Regions from separate parts of the Mus musculus genome. Here region 2 is linked to region 1. The links are chromatin loops, found by intact Hi-C in ENCODE. Cell type or tissue: gastrocnemius. All regions are shown on one strand. Each heading gives the region's core, and the rest is flanking DNA. Links, peaks and the distances in the headings are about the cores only.

Region 1 (5,376 bases), core at 73-5,072:
AATTCTCCGTTTCCCCGCTTTTGTAGTTAGTCTTTCTATTAGGTTTAGTTTCTGTTTGATGGAAATGAGATCGGGCAGGATCTTGCTCTCTAACACGGTGGGCACTTGTCAGCACAGATTCTTCTTCTGGGTGCCATTCCTTCAGATACAGCTTTGCTTTCCCTTCCTGCGGAATCCTGTGGACAGGTGTTGCACCCAGGTCTGTCCCTAGTGACCTTTTCCATCTCCTTCTTAATGGTTTCCAGTCTTGCTTACTTTGTGTTACATTTGTTACAATTGCTCAGGGTGCCGGGGCGTGGTGGCACAGGCCTTTAATCCCAGCACTCGGGAGGTGGATTTCTGAGTTCGAGGCCAGCCTGGTCTACAAAGTGAGTTCCAGGACAGCCAGGTCTATACAGAGAAACCGTGTCTCGAAAAAAAACAAAACAAAAAAAAAATTATTCTTCAATTTCTCCCTCTCCTTCCCTCCCTTCCCTCTTCCCAACCCCCCCCCCCCCCGTTTGCTTTTTAAGACAGGGTTTCTCTGTGTAACCCACGCTGTCATGGTACTCAATATTTAGAGCAAGTTGGCATTGGATTTACAGAGAGACCCATCCCTTTGTCTCTGCCTCCCAAGCACTGGGATGAAAGAAGCCTGTGCCACTGTTGCCAGACAGGTCTCTCATTCTTTTGTTTGTTTGGTTTTTTGTTTGTTTTCCAGGCAGGGTTTCTCTGTGTAGCCCTGGCTGTCCTGGAACTTACTCTGTAGACCAGGCTGGCTCAAACTCAGAAATCTGCCTGCTTCAACTTCCCAAGTACTGGGATTAAAGGTGTGCGCCACCACTGTCCAGCTTTTTTTTTTTAATATTATTTATTTATTATTATTTATACGAATACACTGTAGCTGTCTTCAGACACACCCCAGAAAAGGGCATCGGATCCTATTACAGTTGATTGTGAGCCACCATGTGGTTGCTGGGAATTGAACTCAGGACCTTTCAGAAGAGCAGTCAGTGCTCTTAACCGCTGAGCCATCTCTCCAGCCCAATTCTCTCATTCTTTAAACAGTACCATTGAGCTTTTTCAGTTCTTAAATCTCTGCTTGCTTCTTTTTATAACTATATATTCTAGATTCTTGTTTATCATTTTCTACTTATTGCTTCTAGGGCATTTACATGTGTTTTTGCAGTCTCCTTTGAGTGGTCTATTACCTTTTCCTCTCAGGTTTGAGTTCTTGGCTTATGTATCATTTCTTAAGGTGTTAGTGTGATTTAACAAGTTAATGGTTTCTAGTTGTGCCTAACGTCCTTCAGAGAAGTATTGTGACTTCATGCTGCAGCCCTGACTTGGCACTGCTCCCCACCTGCTTTCCTTGGTTACATGTCTTACATTTGGTATAGTAAGGAGACTACTTCAGTATATGCTTACCTTAAAATCCATCCCATGACGCTCTTTATAGTGTCACTCCACCTCTGCTGTCACAGCTCCTCATAGTTTGCCTTGAAGATGGCATTGGATACAATTCACACTTAACATCTAACACTGTTCTTATAAAATATGTGTTGAGTTTAATCAAATTTCTAGACTTTATACCTGCTCTCTAGTCAGAGAAGTCAACTGTGTGCTCCACGAGGAATCCTTACAAGGAGTGGCTCAGGAAAGCAGAAGAAATCAGAAAGCCTAAATGGGTTCTTTTTAGATTCCAGTACAGCCTGCTAATCACTCTGAATTTTTGTAATTTGGTTCACTGTTGGCCCTAAGGTTATATAAATGCATGAGAGTAATTCTCCTTAATGAGAGAATCCTTACTCCTATTGCCTGGAATTAGAAACAAAAGGTCCTGGGTTAGAAAAACAGTGAGTGTGTCAGTCAGAATCGATGACTTTCAACCCGACACACTTCCTAACACAACCATAACTCTTGTGTTACATGTGACTGTTTGTTTACTAGATGAACTGTGAATTTCTCGTCTATTTCCTAACTCAGCTGGAACTCTTCTGTTGCAGATTATTGAATGTCTAAAAGAAAACAAGAAGCAGCTGAGTACCCGTTGCCACCAGAAAGTATTTAAGCTGCAGGAGACGGAGATGATGGACCCAGAGCTAGACTATACTCTGATGAGAGTCTGCAAGCAGATGATTAAGGTAAAAGACCAAGGGCGACCTAAGTGACAATAGCAGTGTGATCCTTTCCCGTTGTGTCCTGTTAAACACAGCCAACATGGTGATGCCCTCGGCTGTGGGTCTACAGTCCAATAGCATTGTCTTCACCTGCCAACTTGTGTGTTCCTGAGCTCCAGAGTCTCTGGGAGTGGAACAGTGAGAGTGTCCATTAGCCCTCTAAGCAACATGGATGCTGCTCATGTTGGGAAAATTACAGAACTGAACTAACTAGCTTGCTTTGAACAAAGTTCAGCTAAATAGGTTGCCAGGAAAGGTGGGCTAAAAAAGCCACAATCCAGTGTTTTTTTCAGATCATATCCCACACTCTCAAGATGTTGCTTTCTGTTCAAGATTTTTACATTTTACTTAATGTGTATGAGTCTTTTGCCTGGGTGTATGAATGGATACAGTATATGTGCCTGGGGCCCACTGAGACCGGAGAAGGCATTGGTTTCTTAGAATTAAAGTTACAGGTGGTTATAAGCTGCCACGTGGGGGTGGTGAGCTGAACCCAGATCCTCTGTAAGAATTACAGCAAATGCCCTTGTCCATTAGCCATCTCTCACCTGCAAAATGTGTAGGTATTCTATATATTCGTTTGCTTCAAATAATCTACCAGTGACTGTTTATTGGTTTAGGTTTTGTAAGACAGGGTTTCTCTGTGTGGCCTTGGCTGTCCTGGAACTTTTTCTGCAAACTGATTGGCTTCAAATTCACAGAGATCAGCCAGCCTCTGTCTCTTGAGTGCTAGGTTTAAAGGTGTGTGCCACCACTACATGGCTTCCAGTGAATTTTCTTAATGGTCCTATACACACACACACACATACACACACACACGAAAATTAAAATTAAGGAAGTGCAAAGAAATGTTAATAAAATTTTCACTTCCTTTAAAATACCTGATTCTACCAATAACTGTTAGTGGGAATTTAATGTTTGTTTATTTGTGTGTGTGTGTGTGTGTGTGTGTGTGTGTGTGTGTGTGTGTGTGCACGCACATACCAAAGAGAAGAATGGCGGGGGAGGGGGGACACAAACACTAAAACAAGAAAGGGAGACCTTATGGTGAAGGAAGGATCCTAAGCAGAGTTTGAGTTGCCGTGACCAGACGTGCAGATTGACAAGTACAGATGGAGTTCATTACCAGCCCCAGACTGAGCTCTAATTGAAGGGAGGAGAGCAGAGTGTGTACAGGGGCTAACCTCACATTTGGATTACAGTGCTCACCCCAAATCCCTGTCCACATTAGTTAACAGTTATTCCTAAGTACTACCTCTGTGGCTGGGTAGGGATGGCCCGAGGGCATGGTGACTGTTCTGTTCATACTCATCAAGTAATGACATGTGTGAAACGGCCTGTACTGTAACATAGCCATAGTAATAGGAACCAAGCCCGAGCAGAATTTACATCCTGTGTGGTTGATGTCCAGTGTTGGCAGAGAGAAATGTGTGAAATGCAGGAGATAAAAAGTAAAGAGGGGCACCGGGGCTGGGCACTTACTGATGCTTAGCTGTTCCCTGCTTACGTCAAGTGATGCCTTGACTTGTGCTTCTGTGAGCTCCCTGGTAACTGGAAAAGCAATCACGGGTAGATTAGTTGCCAGTCTGAGATAGCCATTTTCATATAATTTTATTTTCTTTGCAGCGGTTCTGTCCAGAAGCAGATTCTAAAACTATGTTGCAGTGTTTAAAACAAAATAAGAACAGTGAATTGATGGATCCCAAATGCAAACAGATGATAACCAAGCGCCAGATCACCCAGAACACAGGTACCGTCTTGCTCAGCTCTACTGCTTCTGTTGAGTGCATCCCAAGTCGAACTTGCAGGACGTGTTGTTATCTGAGCCGTGCACTCTCCTCCTTTGCAGGCGTTCCAGAAAAATAGAATGAAGGTCAAAGGGAAAGGGTCGAATTTAAAAAACAAAAAATAAATCAGCATTAGAGTCCCTAGGACAGTAATTCTAGAGATTTACTCTAGAATTTCAAACTTCATGAGCACAGTCAATAATTTTCAGAGGGAAAATTTCAGCTCTTGCCTGGGAAACCTTGTACCTTAGTGGACAAAAACTGTTAGATATTTCTTTCAAAATTATCTATTACGGACAAGGTTTCTGCTGTCCAAATGATACCGTTTGTTTTTAAGTATTGGAGCACAGACCCCTGCAGAGGTGAGGGCTTCCTGAGAAGGAGTCAGGTGCCCTGAGCTGAGTCACATTGCTGGTGTTGGGGAGAATAGGTCTGGTAACAGGCACACTTAATCCAGCACATGAAAGACTGAGGCAGGAGGATTGTGAAGTTCATGCCTGCTGTCATACCTTCCCCTGTGAAGGGATGTGTTCCTTGAACTGCAGGAAGTCCGTCCCTCCTTAAAAACAACAGCAGTCCTGGCCTGATATCTCATCTGCTGTTAGCTAACTTAACAAATCAGCATTTATATTCCTGACTATTGACATACTGTGCCCCTATGACCCCCACCCCCACCCCTCTTTTGTTTTTTTGAGACAAGGTTTCTTTGTAACTCTGGCTGTCTTGGAACTCACACTGTAGACCAGACTAGCTCAGACTCAGAGAGATCCAATTGCTTCTGCCTCCTGAGTGCTGGGATTAAAGGCTTGCACCACCACCTCCCTCTTTGCTAATATGCACCCCAGCTAGTTGCACCCCAATTAATATGCCCCCTTTGAAAGATGAATTTCCAAAAATTTGTGAAAATCTACAGGTGAACCATTTTCTCATATATTAACATGTTTTTATTCTAGATTACCGCTTAAACCCTGTGCTAAGGAAGGCCTGTAAAGCTGACATTCCTAAGTTCTGTCATGGCATCCTGACCAAGGCTAAGGACGATTCAGAGCTAGAAGGCCAAGTTATCTCATGCCTCAAGCTGAGATATGCTGACCAGGTATGCTGGCCAGGCTCTATAGAGCTGTGTTGATGCGCATTTTTCCATGGACATCACTAGCATACTCCTGTTGCCATTTTTATGCCTTCCCCAAAATGGGGTGTGAGGGCTCAGGTAAAAATCGGATGCTCTCAGGTATGCTGATTTGGTCTCCCTTTGTCATCTCCAGCGCCTGTCCTCAGACTGTGAGGACCAGATCCGTATCATCATCCAGGAGTCTGCTCTGGATTACCGCCTGGACCCTCAGCTCCAGCTGCACTGCTCAGATGAGGTAGGCTATGCATGCAAAGGAGGGCTTCCCCCAAAAGGTGACAAGAAAGTTCTATACCATATA
Region 2 (5,376 bases), core at 315-5,314, 120 kb before region 1:
AGGAGGTAGGCCTGGTGTCTCATGCTTTTAATCCCAGAACTCAGGAGGCAGAGCCAGGCAGATCTCTGTGGGTTTGAGGCCAGTCTGGTACTAGGATAGTCATAGCTACATTGACCCTATTTCCAAAAATAAAATTAAAATGTGAGGCTAGGGTTGGAAGTATAGCAGCTTGGTGCAGGGCGTGGTGGCTTGCGCCTTTAATCCCAGCACTTGGGAGGCAGAGGCAGGCAGATTTCTGAGTTCGAGGCCAGCCTGGTCTACAGAGTGAGATCCAGGACAGCCAGGGCTACACAGAGAAAAGAGTTCAAGGTCAGCCTAGGATTCCTGAGACTGAAGCTCAAAGGAAAAAAAATTTCACCGTATTTCATGTTTTGTTTGTATTTTGAGACGGTCAGACTCTTAGCCTGGGTTGACCTGGAACTACCAGTGATCCTCTTGCCTTTGTCTCTCCAGGGCTAGAATTACCAGTGCACACCACTATGTCCGGCTTGGCGTGTTTCTGCTTTTGATTGTGTGTCACTCTTCCCCTTAAAATAGCTTTCTTTCAGAAGATCTGTTAAGTGAAGTTTGCACATAGAGTGCATGGGAGAAAAAAAAAGAACAAAGCCATCGTAGACTCTACTCTGAATAGTTGCTAATAGCCAGGAAGTAAGGCAGAGGCAGATATATCTCTTAAGTTCAAGGCCAGCCTGGTCTACAGAGCAAGGAGACAGCTAGGGCTATAAAGAGAAACCCTGTCTTCCGAGACATGGCTCAGTGGATGCAAGCCCTCTCTGTACAAGCATAATGACCTGAATTTGATTGTTAGAACCCTAGAACCCCTGGTAGAGAGAAAACCCACTCGCAAAGTTACCCTATGATTTCCACACGTATGTGGTGTGGCACACAATCACCCACATTCTCATATAATACAATTTTTTTCCCCAAATGGTGACATGTTCATAGGCAAAGAAGCAGGTGAATCACACGTCTGAGGCCGAGACTGGAGACCCAGCTCAGTGGCACTTGGCTGGCACACACACAGCCCTGGGATTCATCTAGGACAAGAACAAAAGAAAGTAACAATGTCCAGCAAGTTCCACACTTCCTGTACCACATACACCCTGTCTCTATAAAGAAAAGGAAGACTTAAGTTTAAAATATCCACCATTGAGAAAGTTTCGGATATGATTATTCACATTTTACTGGTAAAGTTTGAATGTTTAAATACTTAGAGCTGGTGGTGCCATTTGAGAGGCCATGAAACCTTTAAGAAGCCAGGATTGGCTGCCAGAATGATTCACTGGGTAGGGCGGGCCTCAGGAGTTAACCTACTCAAAAAAGTTAACCTAGCTTGACCCCTCCACTTCCTGATGGCAGAGATGTAAGTGAGCTGTCAGGGAGCCACCTGTTGCCATGCCTTCCCTCTCAGCGTCACCTCATGCTGTCACCATATGCTGAGAGCCAAAACAAATCTTTCCTCAAGGTGTTCCTTGTTGAGATCTGGTCACCTCAATGAGAAAGGTTAGTTTATAGCTGTCAAGTGCAAATGCGTAGTTATCCTGCTCCCGTAAAGTAGTTCTTTAAAAAAGTATATTTGCAAAGGTTTAGTTGAAAATGATTTATGTTGCTAATAATCTAGCTCAAGTAGATTAACTAGTTGAGTAAACTGATACCATTGTAGCATAATAATAGACATTGCAAAAGTGGTTAAAGTGCACACATGTCAATAAAAACATTGTGACTACATTTTTGTAAGTCAGGTTTTCTCCTTGAGGCCCTCCTTGGCTGTCCTGGGACCCCACACTGCACCTTTGTACTATTGAATCCTACTTTTTGCCATTTTTGTTTTAGGCCTTTATGAAAAGTCAGTCCGTGCAAAGAGGCCTTGTTGTGCTTTTCTGAAGTCACAGCTGCTCTGAAGATGGCTAGATCACTGACTAGAGCCCATGAGTTCTCTTGGAGAGCAACTCGGGCAATCTGCAAAGAAGTCTGCTTTTTAAGTATTGTGGGGGCATTTTGTTGTTGTTTGGGATGGTCTCCACATTGTCTAGGCTGCTCTGGAACTCACATTGTAGACAAAAGAAGCCACTCATTGGTGACCTTCATGCCTCCTGAGTAGCTGTACCACCAGGCTCAGCCTGAGTTGGCTTCCATGATCACGATGTAGCCCTGAGTGATCTCTTAAATTTGTGTTTGTCAAAGACGCTTTTAACTCTGAGGTCTAATATCATGGATTATCAACTGCTATAGTGTGATTTACTAGACACTGTGGTGGTTTTTTGTTTGTTTGTTTTGGTTTGGTTTTTGGTTTTTTTTCGAGACAGGGTTTCTCTGTATAGCCCTGGCTGTCCTGGAACTCAGAAATCTGCCCGCCTCTGCCTCCTGAGGGCTGGGATTAAAGGCGTGTACCACCACGCCCAGCTTACTGTGTTCTTTTTGCACAAAATTTTTATTGCTAACTCAAGCATTTTGTTCCATGGCCTGGCTTTTTGTTTTCCTTTGTTGTTTGGAGACATGGTCTTACTGAGTCCAGCTGGCCTTGCTCTTGGTAGACAAGGATAATTCTGAAATCCCCCCCCCCCCCCAACCTTGTCTCTCTTAACGATTCTTTATGTAATATACATAGGATGGGTATTTGGTCAGCATGAGTATGTGTGTGCCTGGTATTCTCAAAGGACAGGAGAGGGCAGCAGAACCCCTAGAATTGGAGTTCAGACAAGTGTGAGCTGCCATGTAGGTCCTGGAAACTAAACCCTGGTCCTGTGTAAGAGTAATAAATGCCTTTCATTGCTGAACCATCTCTCCAGCCTTCTTTTTTTTTTTTTTTTTTTTTAATGTGAGTACATCGGTGTCTTTAGACACACAAGAAGAGGGCATCAGATCCCGTTACAGATGGTTGTGAGCCACCATGTGGTTGCTGGGAATTGAACTCAGGACCTCTGGAAGAGCAGTTGGTGCTCTTAACTGCTGAACCATCTCTCCAGCCAGCCCTCTTAATATAGTGTTTCTTCTGTTGTCTTTGCTTTGAACTAAAGTCTCTGTAGCCCAGGAATGACTCTTAATTTCTAAGCTTACGTGATTCCCCCTCCCTCAGACTCTCCTTAGTTAGTAGTATTATAAGCATATGCCAACATTTTCCTGCTCATTTGAATTTCTCATAAATAAATGAGTGACTTGTCATTGCCGCTTTCATATCGTTTTCTCTGCTGTTTCAGTCAAGTGAAATATTGTTCTTGTTTTTGTGTTTCTTATTTTGAAATTATCTTTAAGTGTATGCAAATTTATGGTTGTGTAATGTTATTTTTTTGTACCTATTCATGCATTTTGCGTTTATTCTAATTGGCCTTTTGTTAGCATTTGCTCAGTGTAAACTTCCTTGTCTTTTAAAGCTTTAGCCTTTTTAGTGCTGTTAACTTGATTGCTATTTAGTTTGCATACTTTGTGATAACCAACATTAGTTGATTTTTCCCTTACTCCAATAGATAATCTTGGTTTGTTTTTTTTTTTTAATCTTTCAAGTTTAATTTTTTGTAATTTGTCTTAGCTCAAAGCAGTGAATTGGTTCTCTCCCTCATTTTCCTATGCTATTTTTAGTCTCCATTCTGTAGTAGAAGTCCTATTTCTGGCTTCCATTGCTTGCTTTTAACCAGTGGGCTGGCTGTTTAGCCCCACGTGCTACTAAAGAGATTATTTTGTGCTTTATTGAACTGCAATGACATGCTTATAGTAAAGTGTGTGTATCACAATATGAGCTTACTGTGTCGGCTTGCTGGGACGTCTTCTGCAGCTCTCCTAATGCTCCTCTGTCCCTGGCTTTTCCCTTCTAGTGACTTACTGAATGAGCAAATGCTCAGGAAGCAAGCTGAGTTAGAGTCTGCACAGTGCCGGCTCCAGCTTCAGGTCCTTATTGATAAGTGCACTAAACTCAATAGCCGTGTCCAGGTGAGTTTGTCCTTCCTAATTCAGAAAACTTCTGGAATCAGAATTCAAAAGAAGGGCAGTTTAAGAAGAACCTAAATATTACTTAGGTTTATCTCAATGATAGGACATTTACCCCAAACCCAGGGCTTCAGACATAGCAACCATTAAAGATTTCTTTACCCTAATATTTACTTTCTTTAGTTCAGTTACTTAATACTGAGTTTCAGTTACTCTGAAATTCAGTTGAGAGTCGTGTCGTTTTCGTGATTGGCAAGAAATCTTTTATCCAATCAAGAAATCATTCTAGCTGGGTGGTGGTGGCACTCACCTTTAATCCTAGCAGTTGGGAAGCAGAGGTAGGCAGATCTCTGTGAGTTTGAGGCCAGCTTGGTCAATGGAGTAAATTCCAGTATGGCCAGGGCTACACAGAGAAACTGTCTTGGGGGTGCCAGGGGTGGGGTTGGGGGTAGGGGTGGGGAGGGGGACAAAAAGAAGAAAGAAACCCAAAGAAGAGGGGAAGCATTCACTTATAGCATCTTTTATGTTGTAGGACTTGGAAAAGTTTGTTGTGCGGCATCAGAACTCAGCTGCGCAGCAGTGCAGTCGCTCGAAAGCACTTTGTGGGAAATGCCTGTCCTCCAGCCAGAGCCCAGGCAAATACAGCTCAGAAAAGACCTTCACCATATCTCAGACGGGAAAATGCCGAATCTTGGCCTATTGTGATGGTCTGAGCTGCCTGGTGGCCTCCCAGCCCTCCCCTCAGGCCTCCTTTCTTCCAGGTAAACAACTCACTCTCTGAGATCATCATTATGTACTACTTCCCTCCCTTCCCTTTCGGAAGGATCTTGGACTCAGTGGTGATTAAGTACTGGTAACAGGCTACCAACTCACTTTTGTTTGTCTCTCTGTCGGTTTGCTGTCTGTCTGTTAGTTTAATGCAAGTGCTTCAGATGCTACAAAGATGCCTTTCATAGCTTGGCATGTTGGCACATGCCTTTAATCCCAGCACCTAAGAGGCAGGCATAGACAGATCTCTATGAGTTCCAGGCCAAGCCAGCCTGTTCTATGTAGCAAGTTCCAAGAAAGTTAGGCTACATAAAGAGATCCTGTCTCAAAACAAAAGACCATATCTTTAATAGCTGGGTCTGCTGTCACATTTGTAGCGGCAGCATTCAGGAAGGTGAGGCACAAGTTAGGCCACTGTGGTGTACACAGTGAGATCCTGTTCCTGTCTGGAACAAATAGAAAAATGTCTCTTTCAGCTACAAGTAGTTCTTTAATCACTGCATAGCCTTCTGCTATTCTTTAAAAAAAAAAAATCTTCCACAAATATTGGTTTTACTTTGCAAATTACCAATACCAGTAGCAGTGTTATCCTGAGAGAGGATGTAGGTGGAAGTGTCCTTTGTCACTGCTGCAGTCCAAGAAGAAAAAATATACCCTGTGTGTCATTTGCATTACAGATTGATTTGC

Evidence for each region. Hi-C counts contacts between places; a loop is a spot of excess contacts. Peaks named below come from ENCODE experiments on the same cell type or tissue, not always from the same donor. Only the 100,000 strongest peaks of a DNase experiment are listed, where the experiment ranks them.
Region 2: it touches region 1 in a loop (2.2-fold over the local background); 3 of 42 quality-filtered maps call a loop at or near these places.

What each region holds. Positions count from the first base shown.
Region 1 is chr8:111,162,304-111,167,679 of GRCm38, reverse strand. It overlaps Glg1 (golgi apparatus protein 1), which reads left to right. Exons shown (of 26, transcript NM_009149.3): 19 at 1,986-2,123; 20 at 3,786-3,909; 21 at 4,900-5,042; 22 at 5,212-5,313. Among named protein-coding and RNA genes, the nearest start is that of 9430091E24Rik, 19 kb to the right of the region's middle. In gastrocnemius, for the core only: no CTCF peak of the experiment used is centred there; no DNase peak of the experiment used is centred there.
Region 2 is chr8:111,281,823-111,287,198 of GRCm38, reverse strand. It overlaps Rfwd3 (ring finger and WD repeat domain 3), which reads left to right. Exons shown (of 13, transcript NM_146218.4): 7 at 3,810-3,924; 8 at 4,454-4,682. Among named protein-coding and RNA genes, the nearest start is that of Rfwd3, 16 kb to the left of the region's middle. In gastrocnemius, for the core only: a CTCF peak has its summit at 2,659 (motif pointing right); no DNase peak of the experiment used is centred there.